Linked DNA regions of Homo sapiens: region 1 is linked to region 2. Evidence: chromatin loops called from intact Hi-C (ENCODE). Cell type or tissue: natural killer cell. All regions are shown on one strand. Links, peaks and the distances in the headings refer to the core of each region. The heading gives the core; the rest is flanking DNA.

What was found. A loop is a pair of places that touch in the nucleus more often than their neighbours do. Peaks named below come from ENCODE experiments on the same cell type or tissue, not always from the same donor. Only the 100,000 strongest peaks of a DNase experiment are listed, where the experiment ranks them.
Region 1: it touches region 2 in a loop (3-fold over the local background); 3 of 110 quality-filtered maps call a loop at or near these places.

Annotation. Positions count from the first base shown.
Region 1 is chr12:53,064,815-53,068,641 of GRCh38, reverse strand. SPRYD3 (SPRY domain containing 3) reads left to right here. Exons shown (of 11, transcript NM_032840.3): 7 at 338-487; 8 at 937-994; 9 at 1,950-2,069; 10 at 2,156-2,328; 11 at 2,676-3,827. The coding sequence ends at 2,810. Among named protein-coding and RNA genes, the nearest start is that of MIR6757, 9.8 kb to the right of the region's middle. RefSeq lists an enhancer at 2,202-2,703. In natural killer cell, for the core only: a CTCF peak has its summit at 2,528 (motif pointing left); a DNase peak (open chromatin) is centred at 2,511.
Region 2 is chr12:53,342,938-53,348,135 of GRCh38, reverse strand. It overlaps a transcript of SP7 not described here. Among named protein-coding and RNA genes, the nearest start is that of SP7, 9.2 kb to the right of the region's middle. RefSeq lists silencers at 2,655-2,714, 3,105-3,274. In natural killer cell, for the core only: a CTCF peak has its summit at 2,752 (motif pointing right); DNase peaks (open chromatin) are centred at 2,745, 3,225, 3,615 and 3,915; H3K4me3 peaks cover 1,015 bases; H3K27ac peaks cover 424 bases.

The DNA.
Region 1 (3,827 bases), core at 1,328-3,827, 280 kb after region 2:
AAGGCTGCAGGGTTTTTCAGCGGGCGAGGATGCATCTAGAGCCCCCTGGTGTGCCGCTCCCCTAGCTGTGCTGCTTTCCCCGGCCTCCCAGAAAGTGTGTGGGGGAAGACAGCGTGGGCATTCAGCAAGGGGTGCTCTCCCCTTTGCCTCCCACCCCATCCTGCTCTTCCATGCTGGCCTAGAACTTTGGGGCCACATTGTATCTCTAGGATTCTTTCCCTTTCAGCCAGGAGTTTTTGTCAGACCTGGGAAAGTGGGACCCAGACTGCCTTGGGCCCAGGTTTCCAGGGTGGGTGTCAGCCTGTCCCCTGACCCCCATCTGGCTCTTCCCCCACAGCTGCTGGAGTACTTAGGGAAGGGCAAAAGCATCGTGGATGTGGGGCTGGCCCAGGCCCGGCACCCACTCAGCACCCGCAGCCACTACTTCGAGGTGGAGATCGTGGACCCTGGAGAGAAATGCTACATCGCCCTGGGGCTGGCACGGAAGGTGGGCACAAAGGCTGAGCTTTTTTGCTCATGGAGCTGCTCAGGTCTGGGGCTGTTGGGGCAGCACCAGGAAGCTCTTAGGAGAAACCAGGGGAGCCCAGGCTTTGGAGGGAGGGTGCTAAGCTGAGATGGAACACAGTTGTATGTGTCTGCTGTGTAAGAGTACACACCCCATGTGACCAAGGACCTGAGACAGGTCATGACTGCACCACACACTAAGGCCTGGGGGGAGGGGGTGGGACATGCCATGGCTCTGGCCTTAAAAGCTTAACTAACACTTTCCTCACCCTCCCTGGTTCCCCTGAAGCCCCAGTGCCTGCAGGGTATGAGTGTGCAGGGTTGGCACTCTCTGGGCTGTGGTCTGTCCCAGAGGTTCAGATGCTACTCGCCACTCTCTCCTGTCTTGTTTATGCATGGGACCATAGATTTTCTTTTCTCTTCTTGGTGCAGGACTATCCCAAGAACAGGCACCCTGGCTGGAGCAGAGGGTCTGTGGCTTATCATGCAGGTGAATAGCGGGCTGCCTGGGAAAGGTGGGATGGTGGGAGATGTGGAGGCATAGGGACATCCACTTTCCCCTCTCCTGGCCCCTCACAAATGGCCTTGCTGTTTGCCCTGCTGCTGGCTGACCTCCCCTTCCCAAATCGCTAGTGCTTCCTCCTCATCTGTGTTTTCCTCCCAGCTCTGGAAACCAGGGGAGCAGGACAGGAGAGGGAGATCTGGGCCCAGATGGGACATTCCAGGCCTCTGAGCTGGTCCCCCCGTGCCCTTCCTGCAGACCCTCATTTCCTCATTTTCTTTTTTCTTTTGCTGCTTGGTTTCCTTGGCTTTCTTTAGAAGAAAACTGAGCCTAGAGTTCCTCGACCCACCTCCCCCTGCCTGCCCTCCCTGGGTGTTCATTCCTTCCCTAGGGCCCCCTCCTCTGACTCATTTCCTAAGGGTTCTCCCTTACCCTTACCTTGAGCAGATGGATACTACGTCTCTTTATTTTATTTGGTGCCCCCTTCCCATATATCTCGCTCCAATTTTTTTTTTTTTTTTTTTTTGAGATGGAGTCTCACTCTGTCACCTAGACTGGAGTGCAGTGGCATGATCTTGGCTCACTGCAACCTCTGCCTCCCAGGCTCAAGTGATCCTCCCACCTCAGCCTCCTGAGTAGCTGGGACTACAGACGGGCGCCACCACGCCCAGCTAATTTTTGTATTTTTAGTAGAGATGTTTCGCCATGCTGGCCATGCTGGTCTCAAACTCCTGACTTCAGGTGATCCACCCTCCTTGGCCTCCCAAAGTCCTGGGATTCCAGGCGTGAGCCACCGCGCCCGGCCTCTCTCTCCATCTTTGTTTCCGCCCTGACCCTTCCCTTCCTCTGAGGGGTGGGAAGTGTTCAGCTTCATGAGCCACTCTGGGGGTGTGGTGTCAGCCCTCCTTCCTCAAGTGTTTGTCCTTTCCCCTCCCTCCAACAGACGATGGGAAGATCTTCCATGGCAGTGGTGTGGGGGACCCCTTTGGGCCACGCTGTTACAAAGGGGACATCATGGGCTGTGGAATCATGTTCCCCCGGGACTACATTTTGGACAGTGAGGGTGAGTGGGGTAGGGGTGGCCAGCCAGGCTGCTTGGGGCCGAGGGTGGAAAGGCACCACAGGAGCTCAGGTTTCCTGGTCTCCTAGGGGACAGTGATGACAGTTGTGACACAGTGATCCTGTCTCCGACTGCCCGGGCCGTCCGGAACGTGCGGAATGTCATGTACCTGCACCAGGAAGGGGAAGAGGAAGAGGAGGAAGAGGAAGAGGAAGAGGATGGGGAAGAGATAGAGCCGGAGCATGAGGGCAGGAAGGTGGTGGTGAGTACGGAGAGTTTGAGGTGGGACCAGGGTTTTTGGGTCTGGGCAAAGGGTGGGTATTAGTGGGGAACAGAACTCACAACCAGGGTGGGAAAGACGGGAAGCTCTGGCGTTGCCCAAGGGCTGTTCCCAGCTCCAGGGGTTGCTGAGATCGGGAGACGGTCTTGGGAGGCTGTTTTCCGGCCTCAGCACGCCCTCTGGTGGTCACTTCCCATAACACCTTAACTGCCCCTCTCCAGCCCCGCTGGAAGCTGGGGTGATTGGGGTTCAGGCCTGTGGAGCTCCAGCATCCTCAGGGAAGAGGCCACAGCCTGCTTGCTCCATTCTTCTCCCCACCTCCTCCCCAGGTTTTCTTCACTCGGAATGGCAAGATCATTGGGAAGAAGGATGCTGTTGTTCCTTCTGGAGGCTTCTTCCCCACCATTGGAATGCTGAGCTGCGGGGAGAAAGTCAAAGTAGATCTGCACCCCTTGAGTGGCTAGGGCCTCCCCTCCAGACCTGCTCCTTCTCCCTGCTCACCCTCTGCTGGGCCAGGCACCCAGTTCCTGACTTCCCAGAGGCTTCGTTTACCCAGCAGGCCCCTGGAGGTGTGTAGTCACTCTGCCCCCACTGGCTCAGGCCCCTGTCACGCTTCTCTGTGCCCACGTTTCTGACCTGGTGCTGCCACTGTTGTCAGTCCCTGGGCCTGAGTCCCTGGTTGGACAGGAATGGACCCAAAGAATGGTGTTGGTATGTGGGTGGTCCCACTCGCTTTGGTCAGTGGGCTTCTGGGTCCCCCTTTCCCTCACCGGCCCTGTGTGGGTGGAGAGGCGTGAGCACCCTATCTCAGCTGCTATTCGGGCATGATGCTTTGTAGAGGGTAGAGTAGACAGCCCCCTCCCCTACTCACCATGGTATTTCTCCTTGAATTCCTCTTTCTTGTTTTCTTTCCTGGTTGTGTGAACCAGTTGCTGCTGTCATACCCCTGGCAGGGCCAGGGGACCTCTCTTTGGTCATCTCTGTCCTTTCACTGGCTGCTGCCCCAGGAAGACTCCTCTAGGCTCTCCATCTTTCCCTTGAGAGCTGGCTCCCCACCCCAACCTGCTCAGGCACCACAGAGGATCTAGGTCTCTGGCTCCCCATACCTGGACCCACATGGGTGGGTGCCTGTTGCATGTTTAAGAGAGAGGGGCTGTGAGGTGACAGGGCACTAGGGCCTTCACTCCTTTCTCCCCTTCCATCCTTTCTTTACCAGTGCCACCCATGTCCCTAGCTCCCGGGTATTGGGGCTGAGGCTCTGGGGCCTGTCTCCCTGCCAGCGTGAGGGCAAGACCCCAGAGCCTTAGCTGAGCAAGCCCAGAGGGGCAGCGTGGCCCCTCCCTCCCCTTTTCCTGCCCCGTCCCATGCCTCAGCTTGCTGCTTGTGCCAGTTGCCTGTTTCGCTTCAGTGTTTGATTCTAGCACTTACATGTGTCCTCCCCACCAAGCCCTCTATCTCCTTCTAATCCTTCAACCCCTGGC
Region 2 (5,198 bases), core at 1,532-4,031:
TCTATAAAAATATAAATAAATAAATAAATAAATAAATAACTTCTGGATAGTTGGAGGCAAACCATTAAATATGTGAGTAAAGATGGCTTGACGTGTTGCCACCCCAGGTGAGCTTGGGAAAGGAAGATATACCTTCTAACTGGGCCACAAAACTGAAGAAAGAACACAAGGACTTTTGGCCATCCTGATTAGCTTTGGTTCTTATGATTATATAGTCAGTCCCTCATCCGTTTGTGGTAACCATGCATCCCAGATTTTCTGGAACTTTCCAATTTCAAATATTTCCCTAAACCAGTAATATGTTCCAGGAAAGAGAAGACTATGTATCTCCATCCTCAGCTTTTCCATAGTTCTGTCCCATAGTGTATCCATGCACAAATCTGTGCCCTTTCTAGCAAAAGACAAATGAGGGATGTAAAAATTAGGGTCTTCAGGCCGGTCGTGGTGGCTCAGACCTGTAATCCCAGCACTTGGGAGGCCCAGGCGGGCAGATCACAAGGTCAGGAGATGGAGACCATCCTGGTTAACATGGTGAAACCCCGTCTCTGGTAAAAATACAAAAAAAAAAATTAGCCAGGAGTGGTGGTGGGCGCCTGTAGTCCCAGCTACTCGGGAGGCTGAGGCAGGAGAATGGCATGAACCTGGGAGGTGGAGCTTGCAGTGAGCCGAGATCGTGCCACTGCACTCCAGCCTGGGTGACAGAGCGAGACTCCGTCTCAAAAAATAAATAAATAATAAAAATAATAATACAAATACAAAAAATTAGCCGGGCCTGCTGGCGGGCGCCTGTAGTCCCAGCTACTCGGGAGGCTGAGGCAGGAGAATGGTGTGAACCCGGGAGGCGGATCTTGCAGTGAGCCAAGATCGTGCCACTGCACTCCAGCCTGGGCGACAGAGCGAGACTCCGTCTAAAAAAAAAAAAAATTAGGGTCTTCAGGGCCAGGCGTGGTGGCTCACACCTGTAATCCCAGCACTTTGGGAGGCCAAGGTGGGTGGATAACCTGAGGTCAGGAGTTCGACACCAGCCTGGCCAACATAGTGAAACCCCATCTCTACTAAAAATACAAAAATTAGCCAGGAGTGGTGGCGCACGCCTGTAGTCCCACCTACTCGGGAGGCTGAGGTAGGAGGATCGCTTGAACCCAGGAGGCAGAGGTTGCAGTGAGCTGAGATCATGCCACTGCACTCCAGCCTGGGTGACAGAGCAAGACTCCGTCTAAAAAAAAAAAAAAGTAGGGTGTTGTACTGGAAATGTGATGGGCAGAAGATAATATGGTTGAAGAATGGGCTAAGCTGGGGGCATAATCCCTACCCTCTTCTTCTCAATCACCAAGACTGAGATAGAAGAGATCAGGAGGAGCAGTGCTGGGGCAGTATGTCACCAGTAAGGCCACAAAATCCCCAGGGTTACTCTCTGTCTCCAGGAGTTACTCTGGTGTTCTCCTTCCTCCTCTAGGCTCCCAGAGCTCCCTGCAGCTGCACACATTCTTCCCCTTTCTTTGTCCCTTGGCTGCCATGAGCGAGCCCACTAGACATCATATGCATCTTCTCCAAGAATCTGGAAGCAACTAGAAAGTGCTCTGAAGGTAGCACTTGAGAAGAAGCTCCCACAGCCTTCCTCTACCCCAGTTCCCAGGATCCTGGAGAGATGATGGGTTAGGCAGGCCTGAGTGCCATCTAGAATTGGAATGGGATGGTTGGTGGGTGTTGTCTGGCAGGGCACATTAGATGTCTCTGTCTGTCTCCTCTGTTAATTGAGGTCCTTCTGCTATCCTGTGCCAATGTTCTTGGATTCCTAAGGTCTCCTTATCTGGCAAGAAAGGCCTTAGGGTCCTTTAGAGGGCCAGGTAGAGAGAGAGGGTGATCATCTACGGGTGTGTTAACTTCTTCTAAGACCTGGCCTCTGTGGTTCATGTGTCCCCATGAATGCCCATGGTGTGACTATGACATGTGGTGTGTGCCTGTGTCAGCCTCTGTGTGTCAGGGCAGGGGCTCCTGTGGTGTGCCTATGTGTTGGGAGGGGGTGATGGTGAGAGCCTGGCTCCCTCTCCTCCTCCCCCATCCCTTCTCCCATCTGGCCTTGATCAGCCGGTCCCTAGGGAGGGAGCCGCGGTTTCGGATACAGGAAAATGTTCCAGGAAGCGGCCACTGTGCTGGGCCCTGCTCTGGCTCCCCCAGCGGAAATTGTTCCAGGAGGGAGGGAGGAAGGGAGTGTTGAGATAGGATTAAGGGAGGAGTGGGTTGGTTCTTGGCTCCCCTTTCCACAGGATAAAGCTGGATAAGTTGATGGGAAGCTCAGGTCAGCCAGGAACCTGGATGCTGCCACTGAAATCACTGAATGCAGGAAAATGGGCCAGCAAAAGAGGGTCCCCTTGCCTATCTGCTTCTCTTTTTAATGAAGTTTCAGTATTGGGACGAGGGTGGCCCCTGAGGGTCCCTCTTCTGGCCCTGCTATCATGTACACAAGCTGGAGACCAGAGCACCTGGGTCTTGTCTGAAAGTGGTGTGGCTTGGTGGGGAGGTAGGGGGCATACGATTCAGCTCCCTTTTCTCCCAACTGAGGGGGCTTTGAAGCTTGGATCCAGGACTGGGAGGGCTGCCTAATTGGGATAATGGAGGTTAATGGGGCGCCTGGAGGGGGTTGCCACGCTCCTAGATCAAAGGGGCCAGCTCTTCCCAGCCACCACAGCTGGAGGTCACAGCTGGAGGGGGAGGGGGAGGGGCTTCGGGCCAGCCAGCAGGGGGTGCTCCGGCCCTGGAAAGCCCGTCCTCTGAGTCTCTGATTCTCTTCTTCGCTTGGAACGGCTTTTGCTTAGAGAGTGCATTGGGGAGCGGAGGATAAGAGAATGGGGGAGCTCTGAGATCCCTACTCCTCTCTGTGTGGGGTGATGGGGAAGAGAAAGGGCATGAGAGACTGGCAGGCTGGGGGCCAACGGGATGTTGGCACCGTCGGGACCTCGGGCACTGCAAGATCCGGAGGAAGAAGCTTGGATGCAGCCTCGAGAAAGCTACGGCGGAAGAGGCAGGACTCCGGTCCTGGGTTCGGGCGGCTGAGAAAGGACTGGGCCGGGCAGCGGGGGGCGCTGGCTGGGCGGAGGCGAAGGGGCATCCGGAGTTCCCCCGCCGCCGCCCCCTCCCCCGGGCTGGCGCTCCCTCTCGGGCTCTAATCGGCGCGGCGGCCGCAGCGGGCAGAGTCAGCGCCGCCAGTCTCCGGGACGCGACTCCCAGCAATTGTGGTCGGGACCGCAGATATGCAGCTGCCTCCTGCCCGGGCGCCTGGCCCGGCCGGCCCCGCCCGCGCCCCGCCCCCTGCCGCCCGCCCCTCGGCCGCGCCGGGACACTGAGGCACGGGATGGAGGCGAGATCCCCGGCGGCCCTGAGCCTGGCCTAGGCCGCAAGAGACCTCCCAGCAGCCCCGGAGCTCACGACCTGTCCTGTCCTTCTGAGGGTGCCTATCTCCCCCACAGCTGTGGCTGGGGGCTAAGACCCCCCAAATCCTGCCTCAGCTTCAACCGTCCTTCTTGCCTCACACGTCCACGCGAGGTGGGGGTGGATGGGGGCATTGAACAGCGCTTTGAAATCCAGAGGGGGGCGTCCCATTGAGGCTATGTGGGGAGGAGGTGTTAATGTTGGTAGCTGAGTCCCAAGGACCTTCATTAACTGAGGCGGTGGAAAGTGGGCCTAGGTAGGCTTATAACTTACAGCGGGTTCCTATGTAGGGGAGGTGATGGAAGGTGGGGAGAGGGAGAAATGGGTGAAAAGGGGGAAAGGAAATAGTTCAGGAGGGATTGGGGCAGAGGGCAGAGGCGGGGGTTCTTCTGGGAGACTGAGGGCCAGGTCCTCAGATACTGCCCTGGCCCTTCACTGTTGGCCGGATCCAGCAACTGTCAAGAGCCATTCTCAGAACTGAATAGATACCTCTAAAATGCCTGCATATCCTGTGTGCAAGTGCACACATCAACACACAGATCAAGGGAAGTCATGTGTGACTACTCACCCCTCACATCTGATTGGACACCAAATCCTCTCCACCTCACATCCTCAATATCACCCCTTCATTGACTTATTTTTTTATTTTTTTTTTTCTTGAGACAGAGTCTGGCTCTGTCGCCCAGGCTGCAGAGCAGTGGCACAATCTCAGCTCACTGCAACCTCCGCCTCCCAGGCTCAAGAGATTCTCATGTCTCAGCCTCCCAAGTAGCTGGGATTACAGGCATGTGCCAAAAATTGGCACAGCCAATTTTTGTATTTTTAGTAGAGAAGGGGTTTCACCATGTTGGCCAGGCTGGTCTCAAACTCCTGGGCTCAAGTGATCTGCCCGCCTTGGCCTTTCAAAGTGCTGGTATGTGCCACCGTGCTGGCCCCCTCCACTGACTTCTGCTCATCCTCTCTGCTACTGCAGGCCACACCTTCCCACATCTTGCTTGGACTGCTGCAACAGATTGTTTCCTTGCCTCCGATTTTGCCCTTCTCCCAACTGTGACAATACTGCTAGGCACCATTTATGGAGCAACTACTAAGTGCCAGACACTGTGCTAAGAACTCAACACTTTTTATTGCTAATCCTTGTAACAACCCTGGGAGGTTACCATATTAAGTTGCCCCTTTCAACAGGAGAGGAATCTTAGGCCTCAAAGGTTAAATAGCTCACCCAAGCTTGCACCATTGTAAATGCCTGATTTACCCAGAACCGCCTGGCTCTAAGCCCTTATTTCATTCTCCTCTCTGAAGTCAGTCATTTCTCTAATATACGAGTATTCTCATATATTGCCTTTGGATCAAGTCTAGGCCCCTTGCATAGCTGATTAGAACTTCTCCATCAGCCTCCACTCTGTGTTGCACTCACACTCAATTTTCAGCATCTCAAAAGTTGTTAATCCCTCATACCTCTGAGCCTTTGCATATACTCTTCCCCCTTCCTACAACACTCTTCCTTTTTTTTTTCTTTTAGACAAGGTCTCATTCTGTCACCCAGACTATGTTTTTTTTTTTTTGTATTTTTTGTAGAGATGGGGTTTCGTCATGTTGCCCAGGCTGGTCTCAAACTCCTAGACTCAAGTGATCCACCCACCTCAGCCTCCCAAAGTGCTGGGATTACAGGCATGAGCCACTGCACTGGCACCACTCTTCCTTTTTTTACTTGATAACTCTTATTTGTCCTTCAGTTTCTTTACTTAGTCATGCTGTCTTCCAGGAAG